Regions from separate parts of the Mus musculus genome. Here region 1 is linked to region 2. A link is a loop called in an ENCODE intact Hi-C map of the cell type or tissue named here. Cell type or tissue: gastrocnemius. All regions are shown on one strand. Links, peaks and the distances in the headings refer to the core of each region. The heading gives the core; the rest is flanking DNA. Region 1 holds the start of Myh7 (myosin, heavy polypeptide 7, cardiac muscle, beta). Region 2 overlaps Rnf212b (ring finger protein 212B).

Region 1 (5,374 bases), core at 154-5,153, 160 kb before region 2:
TCTCTGTATAGACCAGGCTAGCCTCAAACTCAGAGATCTGCATGCTTCTGTCTCCTGAGTGCTGGAATTAAAGACCTATACCAAGCTAAGTTTGCCCATTTTTTTCCATATCAGAATACTCTAGCATTCTCCTTCAGAGGTTTCCAGACCCTCTGCATCCTTGGCTGACCCTAAGATCAGAAATATCTGAAGGGTCTCTGGCCGGACCACCTCCTGAGGGCCACAGTTTAACCTGTCTCCTCCTTATAACCTGGCTCCCCATCTCTATCAGGAGCTTTCTGTGTGGTCCCCAGACACAAAAAGCATTTAGCTAACTCTTCACTTCCCCTCCACTTCCATTTGTTTTCCTGACAATGTTGCCATTTTGCTGGGCCAGCTTTTGGTGGGCTTGGGGTTCACCATGGTCGTGAGAAAAGTTTTATAGGTAGCAGCAGGGCAGTGGTCTCCTGACTCAAGGCTATCCTGTGGAGATGGGTTAGGTCTAGGATCACGTGAAGGTCTTGTCTTCAACCAATGAGACTTGGTGGGCTGAGGGAAATGCTAGGGGCCAAAAAAACTAACTCTGGTGTCTGCAGTCTGGGTCCCTGGTGTTGGTGTTCCTGGAGATAAAAACCATTATGAAGTCTGTTATGTGCTGATGTGTGCTAGGTCCCTCACCTGTGTTTAGTCTCCATAATCCTTGCAAAAAACCACATTGATGGCAAAACTGTCTCAGGGAGTTATGTGACTGACCATACAGCTAGAAACTGTGGAGCAAGGTCTCAAAGGGGATCTCTGTGCTCCCCGGTAGCCCCCCCTTTAAGCTCCCTCAAGCTTCTAGACTGGCCACTCCACACAGTGCCCTCTCCAAACACTCTTGAAGGAGAGATCTACCTGCTTAATAGACTCTTATTGAAACTGGTCTGCCTCCCCAGCTGGTCCCTGTCTATCAGAAAGTCGAGATTGGGGTGCCTGGTGTATTGAGTGGGCGGTGTTTTGAGTATGCAGAGAACAAAGCATTTTGGAACCAGCGGAGTACAAAAGAATGACAAGAAGGAGCAGCTGCTTGTAAAGAGAAACCTGAGAGAGACTAGCTCAGCTCCCTAATCCTGGCCCATGTGGAGCCAGGGATAGGTTCTCCAAGGTCAGGGGATACAGGCAGCTAGGGGCAAGTGCTGGCTACCACTCCTGGGTCCCCTCTCCTGTTCTCAGACAACTAAGGCCTCCTCCTCCCCTTGGGCCAGACGCCCTACCTCTTCTGCCTCCTCCTGAGCCTCTCCCTTTGGGTTTTGAGATTCCTTTCAGAATTCTCTTTCCACGCTCAGTTCTCCTTTAGTTCAAGACTGCAGACCCCCACCTCCCCCTAATTCCCAGCAGTAATTTTAGCAAACTTTCCGCTGGTCTCCACTGGCATGTTCACAGCAAATGGCTCCTATTTGGACCTGACATTTGATCAGTGTGGTGACAGAGCCCAGACAAAGCAGGCACAATGCCTGGGGAGGGGAGGCTCGGGAGGCGGATCACCTTCCTTCTGTCCAGGCCTTATTTGGTCGACCTCAGCGAAGCAGCCTCCCTTTTTATTTATAGCACTTGCTGCCCCTTTGTCTTGTCTCTTGTCACTCTGTAGTGTGCTCCACATCACCACCCACTCCTCACATGGGTTCGGGCCCCCATTCTCTCCACTAGGAATGTCACGCACGCATGCAAAGCACAAGCTGTACTCTGAAGCCTGGGTCCACTGCTACAATCAGCTGGACAAAGCTCCCGGAGCAGGGGTCTTTGCTTTGGTTCATTGTTACGTATCTCCATTGACCACATCAGTGCCAAGCTCAAAGTTGGCCCTCAATGAATACTCACATAGGAAAGGATGGGAAGAGCCACCCAACCGCCAACAGCAGCAAGCAGGAGGCCAAACATCTGGGATATGAGACAGAGATCTTAAAATTAGGAAACTGGCTTTTAAATTCTGCCTTGCAGAGTTGAGAACAATACTCCAAAAACACCTTTAGACCAAAGCCCTCCAAACCTGAAAGAAGGGGGAAAGGGTGTGTGGCTAAGTTGTAGAGATGGCTACCTAATCCCACAGCCACACAGGTTGGCCCCACTCAAAGACACTGGCTTTAAAATGGCTCGCCTGAGTCCCAAGCTTTCTTTATCCATCTCAGTGCGTGCACCTGTGCCTGAGCCCTCTCCCAGAGCATGGCGGGAAGGCACCTTCTTCTGTTGGGAAAGCTAGAAGAGCCTGGGAGAGCCTGGTGGTACGCCTTTAATCCCAGCACTTGGGAGGGAGAGGCAGGTGGATTTCTAAGTTCGAGGCCAGCCTGGTCTACAGAGTGAGTTCCAGGACAGCCAGGGCTATACAGAGAAACCCTGTCTCAAACCACCCCCCACCCCAAAAAAAAGAAGAGCCTGGGAGAGCTTTAGCCTTCCTTCGGCCCTGGAGGTTCCTCCTAGGGAGGCTGCTCTATTAATACCTGGCAGGGTCGCAAGACCAGTTCTTCAGCAACTGCAACTGCATTCTGAGGACTGCGGAGCTGCAGCTGCATTGAGGTGCAGCCCCTACAGTCTGTGGTCCTCCCCCCACCTTCCCCCTGCCTTCCCCCTGCACACTGCACACAGCTGCTCAGCATCCTTACCCCTGCTTTGGTTACCAAGAAACCCCACAGAAGCCCTTCCTGGATTTTTCCTTTCCCTGCCATGCCTACCCCACCTTCACAATGTACCTGCTTTGCTGGCAGCCCATCCCCCAGGCCTGCCTCTCTCCTTCAAACTGACATCTAATCAACTGGATTAATCCGCATGCGCTCAGAGCTGTGTTTGGGAAGAAAGGGGATTTCAAACTAAACCCTGAGTCTGTTGCCTAGACACCGAGCAGTGAAGCTTCTATAGCTGGAAGAACAAGAACGAGGCTGGGTGCCAGCGTTGCTCCCGGGGCCTGCAGGGGAAGACAAGGTCTCTCCTGTCCTGTCCCTCTCTCCACTAGGAAGAACAAAGATTGCACCCACGGCTAGACAGAGGCCAGGTGGACCAGGCAGCCGTAGCCATATCATCTACAGCCCTGGGTAACCCTGGGAGGCTCAGGCCTTGCGCCTCGAAAATCTGCAGGGCAGCGCTAGAACAGGAAAGGGCTCTAAAGCAGGACCATGAGCAACTGGTCCTCCTCCCCAAACAGCTTTGGCATACTTCTTAGCATCCCTAGCCCTCCTCCCCTGATTGGGATCAACTTCCTATCTGCTGAGGTTCCCCACTTTTGCTTCGCTGAAGCTGTGCAATCTTAGAGGAAGCATCTCCCACCCCCACCCCCACCCCCTAAAGCAAAGCACTTAAATGGATCACTAAAGATCTGCCTGGCTCTGAAGCACCATGATCCCAGGGACACATTGCCTGCTGGCCCAAGGAAAGCAGTGTGTGAGCCAGAATTCCTGTGTCCAAACTCTCTGGTCCTAACAGGAACCTACTACCTTCTATCTGCTCCAATCCAACCACCATACCAGAGCCATGCCCCCAACTCTGCCCTGCCCCTCTCAGCTGCTGTGACCCAACCCCTTCCCACCTCAGACAGATGCAGGACTCAAGCCAGGAGTGTGGGGAGGATACTGGAAATAGGGCCAGGCTAGCACTGGGGGCAAGGCTTCTAAGGGGGCAGCAATGCCAGGGTCAGCAGGACCCTCTTGCAGGCCAGCCAGGGCCCTGCCTGCTTGAGGTCGTGGTGGTCGTGGTCAGCTTACTCTCTAGTGAGCCGTGGAATGTTAGAGATATTTTTGCTTCACTTTAAGCTGCCCCACCCCCTGGAACTCAGACCCTGAACATGCCATGCCACAACAATGACGACCACTTCCAATTGTTTCCTAGCTGGGGGAGGAGGGGGGAGTACTGTTTGGACAAGGGAAGGGGGGGAGAGTCGGGGGAAATGCTTTTAGTGACAACAGCCCTTTCTAAATCTGGCTAGGGACTGGGTGCAGGTGGGGGATGGGGCACCCTGCTGCCCCATATATACAGCCCCTGAGACCAGGTCTGGCTCTGAGCATTCTCCTGCTGTTTCCTTACTTGCTACCCTCAGGTAGGAGTGGGAGCTGGAGGCTTCCCTCTGGGATAAGGGGCTCCAGGTTCAGGAAGTGATTCCTCTAGAACAGCAGCGGGCTTCTGGCATGTAGTACCAGGTTATCATTGAACACTCCTGTGCAGATCTAAATACGCATGCTTGTGCCGTAGGAATGTGGGAGCCCAAGTGTTCCAAGGTGGGGGGTGGATATCTATATGTGCATATGGCCCAGAATGCAATAGCAGTGTGTGAGCATGTGCGTGCATGTGTGCGTGCGCAAGTACAAGCACACATATCTTAAATGTAAGGATCAGTTTATATTTTATCACATAAGGTACCTCATGCCTGGTTACAAGCATTTTGGCAGAAGAGGGACAGAATGATGGAGAATAACTCTTAAGGAAGCCAGTTCTGTGAACACTAGAGCCTGCCTATGTTTGGGGAAGTGTCTGACTGTACATAGAGGGGTTATTACTATGTAGGATATGACCCTGCGTGTAGTCTCTGAAATAGCAGTTCACAGACATGCAGGTGTGGGGGGCTCTGGTCTTCGTATGCTGAAGAACACGCAGCCACAGGAGCCTGCCTATGTGCTGGGCTGTTTGCACATGAACACTGTGGGGAGCATGTGTGCTGAGGATGGAAGGAAGTTTACATTCACGTCAAGTGTGGGCACAAGCAGAAGGCATGTGTATTTATCAGGGCGTGTGCAGGGGAGGCTGGGGTGTGCGAGGGTAGTCAGAGGGCTGTTGGAATCATGAGGCTCGAGTCTGAAATCTGGACTCTGCTACTTGTCCTGTGCTCTGAGAAAAGTAAGGCTTCAGCCTCCACTTCCTCACGTACCCAAGGGGCAGCCGCGAGAGTGAACAGCAAGAGTGCATTGTGACTATTGTTGTGTTGTAGGTGGCTCCGAGAAAGGAAGCCTCAGCAGAGGAGTACAGGTAAGGGTAGAACAGCCCCTAAGGGCGGAGGACTGGGGCTCGGAGGTTGTTAGTCTTTGGGAGAAAGGAGATAGAGCTTGAAAAGGAAGGATGCCAGTGACCAGAAAGGCTGACCAGCGCTGCTAATCACTCTTCCACGTGCTGAAGAACAGAGCCAGAGAGGAGGGAGGTGCCAGAAGCCAGGCTGGGCCACAGCCTGTCCTGACACCGTCTCTTCCCTTTCTCCAGCTCTTCTACAGGCCTGGGCTTACCTCTCTATCACTAGACACGTTTGAGAATCCAAGGTGAGAAAAGTTGGAGTCCAAATGTTGGGAGATCTGGTAAAACTGCACATAGTTAAAGCCCAAAGCCCCAAGCCCAAAGCCTGGCAGGTTCCTTTCTGCCTGCTCAGAGACAATGGCCTGGTGTCCAG
Region 2 (5,374 bases), core at 108-5,107:
TAGCTGGAGATGTAACTTAGTGCTTACTTGTTCTGGCTGGCCGCCATTTCCTGGGCCTCCTTCACAGCTGCTTCTAACTTTGTAATTCTGTCCTTATAAAAGGCAATAAGAAGATCTGTTTGTTTCTTCTGAAAGCACCACACCTACTAGGAAAAAAGAGGTCTTTAGCAAAAACTTATATTAACGCCTCCATATTACTTTTGACTATAAAGGGAAATGCACTAAGTTATAGTTTAGAACTGGTCTTCCCCTATAGCCTTTAGTATAACTTGTAACTCGGGCTGGAGAGATGGCTCAGAGGTTAAGAGCACTGACTGCTCTTCCAGCGGTCTGAATTCAAGTCCCAGAAACTACATGGTGGCTCACAACCATCTGTAATGGGATCTGATGCCCTCTTCTGGTGTGTCTGGAGAGAGCAATGGTACTCATATACATTAAATAAATAAATAAATAAATAAATAAATAAATAAATAAATAAATAAATAAATAAATAAATCAAGGGAGAGCCAAAGCTTTCCATTTTAGGACACTGGCTTTCTCTTACCTTAGTGGGAATATTCTGGCATTGTAGAATATTATATACATATAATACTTAGACTGTGCTATTTGAAGGTTGTTTGTGCTGTTTCAGTAAAGAGTGAAGCTGTGACCAGGTGTGATGACACACACTCATCATCCCAGGACCCAGGGGAAAGAGGCAGAAGGATGAGGTGTTTGAGGCTGGCCTTGGCTGCCCACAATGTGAATTTGAAGCTGGTATGGGCTATGAGATCCTGTCTCAAGGAGGAAGGGCACAAAAGAATATTTCTGATTTTTGTTAAGTTTTCTGATTTATTTCTGGATATAGGCATATAACTTTATCTCTTGTGTCATTTTTACCATTTGCTACACTAATGTACCTATCACAGGATTGTTGAATCAGAGTTAATATTTACAAAGTGGTTTTGCTGTGTCAGGCTCTATTTTGAATACACAGCAGAATTTATGTCTCATCTGCTTTCTCACTGATTTGACTATAAACCCTTTATCAAGGGCCCTTCCCTGGGTATGTGTACTCTTCTCATGAATTTTTTTCCTCATCTGATTTGCTTATAAAGATAAAATTTTAGAAAATTTGAACAGAGCAGAAGCAGAGACAAAAATTACTTAGAATCTTGGGAATGGTCTGAAATGGTGGGAGGGGGCGTTTGGAAGTAATAGTTACTATAAATCGATAACTATGTAATAAGACACAGTACTCCCAACAGTCTAGTTTTAGCTGTGGGATCAACATGGAATGAAATGAGTTATTATAAGGCATTTAAAATCTTAGCTGACTTTGATAGTTCATGCCTATAATCTTAGGTCTTATGAGGCTGAGGTAGGAGGACTGTTGAGGACAGCCTGAGCTACATTAGTGGACTGCAAAGCAAGATTCTGTGATAAAAAAGGCAGGTAGGCAAGACTGGTGAGATGGCTTCAGTGGGTGCTGTGGAATGTGCACATAAGCATACATACACTACACACACACACACACACACACACACACACACACACACACACATACATTCCCCCCACCCAGTTATTGTTCTATTGCTGTGAAAAGACACCATGGTCAAGGTAAGTAACTCTAATAAAAGAAAGTATTAATTTGGGCTTATTTATAGTTTCAAAGGGTTAGTACATGATTATCATGGTAGGGAGCATATCGTCACACAGGCAGGCATAATGCTGAAGAAGTAGCCAAGAGCTTACATCTGGATACTGGGGGGCAGGCTTCAGAAACAGAAACACACTGGGCCTGTTTTTGAGGTTTCAAAAGCCCGCAGTGACATACCTCCTCCAACAAGAACACATACTCCGGCAAGGCCATACTTCTTAAACCTTCCAAGCAACTCACCAACTAGAGACTAGGCATGTAAATATATAAGTTTATGGGGGCTATTCTTATTCACACCACCACAAAATGCATTCACATCAAAACTTTAAAAAGAAAATGTACAAAACTTTAAAAATTAACAAAAAAAGGGAGACTAATCAAAGCCAAATCCTACCTTAGTCCAGATACTGCTCTTTGAGACTGCCAAGGGTCACAGGTACACTGAGACTAGACACTACTACAGAACTCAAGGAGCCAGATTAGATTATGGGAGAGCCCTCTGACTAGTCTTTTTTTTTAAAATTTTAAAATTTTTTTTTTAAGATTTATTTATTTATTATATGTAAGTACACTGTAGCTGTCTTCAGACACTCCAGAAGAGGGCGCCAGATCTCGTTACGGATGGTTGTGAGCCACCATGTGGTTGCTGGGATTTGAACTCCAGACCTTCGGAAGAGCAGTCGGGTGCTCTTACCCACTGAGCCATCTCACCAGCCCTTTTTTTTAAATTTTTTTTTTTTAAGATTTATTTATTTATTATATGTAAGTACACTGTAGCTGTCTTCAGACACTCCAGAAGAGGGCGCCAGATCTCGTTACGGATGGTTGTGAGCCACCATGTGGTTGCTGGGATTTGAACTCCAGACCTTACCCTCTGACTAGTCTTAAGCAAGTCTTCTTTACCTTCTTACCTCCACCCCCAACTGAAACCTAAATCTTAGATGTAGCCACTGGTTATATAGCAATGTTCTCTTTGATAAAACCTCCCATCTTTGAAAGAAGCTCTTTAAGACACAGGAAGGTCTAAAGAAACATGAAACATTTCATCCTGCAGGGAACCTCTTTAAAATTCAGTAAATAACTCAGCTTCAGGAAGTCCCTGAAACTGACCAGACTCACTAGGCCCTATCATCCTCAAACTATGTATTAGTGAGAACTGCTAAGAGAACCTCTCAGATAAGGGAAGCTACTTGGAAAAGGCAGATGAGCCAAACTGCCTGGAAGGGCCTCGGACCAACTGAGCTGCCTGGAAAAGACTCCACCCTATTACGTAGATCATTTTCTAAGATGATTGCTTTGTTAATACAGTAACCCAGAGCAGATCATAAAAGTTGTTATACTACTGACACCACCATCTAGATAATGCAAGTGTTAATATTATAACACTATGTAAACGACTTACTTCCAGACCCAGACATCATTCCTTCACCTCTACATTTAGGATCAGACAATAAGTATCATAGTCTTCATGTTACAGACTTTGGCTCATTTCAGAAATTATAAAATTGTCAGGCTGGTGGTGCATGCTTTTATCCCAGCACTCAGGGGGCATGTACATTTTTGTGAGTTTAAAGCTAGCCTGGTCTTCATAGCGAATTCCAGGCCAACCAGAGTTAGATAGTCAGATTCTAAGGAAAAAAAATGTATAAAATCTAGCTTACAGATACTAGCAGGCTTTTTATAAAACTTACTGCAAGTCACTATAGTGACAATTACAATTTTTTTTTTTTTTGGTTTTTTTTGAGACAGGGTTTCTCTGTATAGCCCTGCTGTCCTGGAACTCACTTTGTAGACCAGGTTGGCCTTGAACTCAGAAATCCGCCTGCCTCTGCCTCTCAAGTGCTGAGATTAAAGGTGTGCGCCACCACGCCTGGCTCTTGTTTTTTTTTTAAAAAAAAACAGAAATATTATGAGACTATACTTTTGTTTTGATCCCAGGTGTAGGGATGTGGGGATGCCTCGTATGAAGCAGCTCGCTAGGATTTGTCTGGTACTCTAACAGAGATGTGGTTTTGCCAGCTGAAGATAGTTTTTGCAACTGTGTGACGTTTGAAATTCTGGGAACTTTGCAGATGATATATGTTTCAGGATATTTGATCACACTGTGAGAGTGTGTAATGGAAAACCCTGTTTCTAGTATTGGTGCAGCTCAGCCCTAGAACATACCTTTAATACAAGAGCTTTCTATTTACTGTAAAAATGATTGAATAAAATCAACCATAGGTCAAGAGATGGAGCAAGCAACCTGTTGACAGGGAATAAACAGGAAAAAAACCCAGAGAGTGAGAGGAAGTCAGAAAGATGGAGAGATGCGATGGAAACAGAAAGGAGGGACATTCAGTTGGGTTTTTAAGATAGTATGGAGAGGAGAACTGTTTTGGTTTGGTTTTGGTTTTTTCCTTCTGAGACTTCAGATGAGGAGGAAGACCAGCTGGGTGCTTTCTCTGACTTTCTGAGCTGGCAGGCTTTTACCACAGTGCCTGACTCCTGAGTCTTCATTTGGTAAAATGCAATGTTTGGTATTTTGTTTTAAAAACAACAGGTATGGAAAGGTTGGGGACCTGAGAGGTGAGGTAGGTGGTTGTTGGTCATTGAGGGAGATTGGTTGCAGCCTGTTAGTAGTCATGCTCAATGAAGAAACAAATTAGATTCAGGGATTCTCTCTCTTTCTCTCTTTCTCCTCTATACTTTCTCTGCTATCTAGTCAAAGTGGTGAAACAGGTAAGGGGGGGGGTGTCAAAAGAAGAATTCACAACATAGCAAACACAAGCTACACTGCACTCATCTGGGATTTCAATTACCCAGGGTGCAGTGTAGTTTAAAGTATTTTCAGATCAATCCTTGTAGTGCTTGTGTTTGAGTAACTCTTACTGTACTTAAAGTGATGCTGGCAATTTGGAAACACCAAAAAGAAGCCTTGAAGTGTTTCCTTTAAGTGAAAAGGTACAAGTTCTCAACTAGAGGGAGAGGGGAAGAATGTGTGGAAGTTGTTAAGATTTTGCTGAGAACAAGCATACCCTTGTGTCTTAGGGTTTCTACTGCTGTGATGAAACACCATGTCCAAAAGCAACCTGGGGAGGTAAGTAACTTAGCTTACATTTCCATATCACAGTTCATCATCAAAGGCAATTAGGGCAGGAACCTGGAGGCAGGAGCTGATGCAGAGGCCAAGGAGGAGTGCTGCTTAATGGCTTGTTCCAAATGGCTTGCTTAGCCTGCATTTTTTTAACTTTAACCCAGGGCACCACCCTAGGGGTGGCACCACTCACAGTCAACTGTGTTCTCCCACATCTATCATCCATTGATAAAATGTATCACAGGCCAATCTGGTGAGGACACTTTCTTAGCTGAAGTTCCTTCTTCCCAAAATGCCTCTGGTTTGTGTCAAGCTGACATAAAACAAGCCAGCACATTGTAAAACTGTGTAGAAGTAAAAAGAAATTCTTCCATTTTTGCATTGTGAATCTCTCATTGTGCCTAATTTACAAATTCAACTTTACTATAGGTTTATGTATACAGAGGAAAACTATAGCACATATACATTTCAGAACTATCTGCTGTTTTATGAATCCACTGGGGAACATGGTATTCCTTGTGGCTAAAGGAGGACTGTATTGTTTATGGTTCTTAAATTAGGCATCATCTCTCAATAAAACAGGTGGATCTTGATAAACCAAACGGAGTTGGCATTAGAGACAGAAAAGAATTGAAGAAAACAGCAGCAAAAAAGCAGAT

Evidence for each region. Hi-C counts contacts between places; a loop is a spot of excess contacts. Peaks named below come from ENCODE experiments on the same cell type or tissue, not always from the same donor. Only the 100,000 strongest peaks of a DNase experiment are listed, where the experiment ranks them.
Region 1: it touches region 2 in a loop (2.4-fold over the local background); 2 of 42 quality-filtered maps call a loop at or near these places.

Annotation. Positions count from the first base shown.
Region 1 is chr14:54,993,176-54,998,549 of GRCm38, reverse strand. Myh7 (myosin, heavy polypeptide 7, cardiac muscle, beta) reads left to right here and starts at 4,001. Exons shown (of 41, transcript NM_080728.3): 1 at 4,001-4,039; 2 at 4,925-4,962; 3 at 5,191-5,246. Gm31251 (a long non-coding RNA gene) reads right to left here. Exons shown (of 9, transcript XR_001781261.1): 7 at 1,837-1,896. RefSeq lists an enhancer at 1,326-1,656. In gastrocnemius, for the core only: no CTCF peak of the experiment used is centred there; a DNase peak (open chromatin) is centred at 2,840; H3K4me3 peaks cover 1,054 bases; H3K27ac peaks cover 1,499 bases.
Region 2 is chr14:54,832,882-54,838,255 of GRCm38, reverse strand. Rnf212b (ring finger protein 212B) reads right to left here. Exons shown (of 15, transcript NM_001370899.1): 5 at 28-143. Among named protein-coding and RNA genes, the nearest start is that of Rnf212b, 21 kb to the right of the region's middle. In gastrocnemius, for the core only: a CTCF peak has its summit at 2,357; no DNase peak of the experiment used is centred there.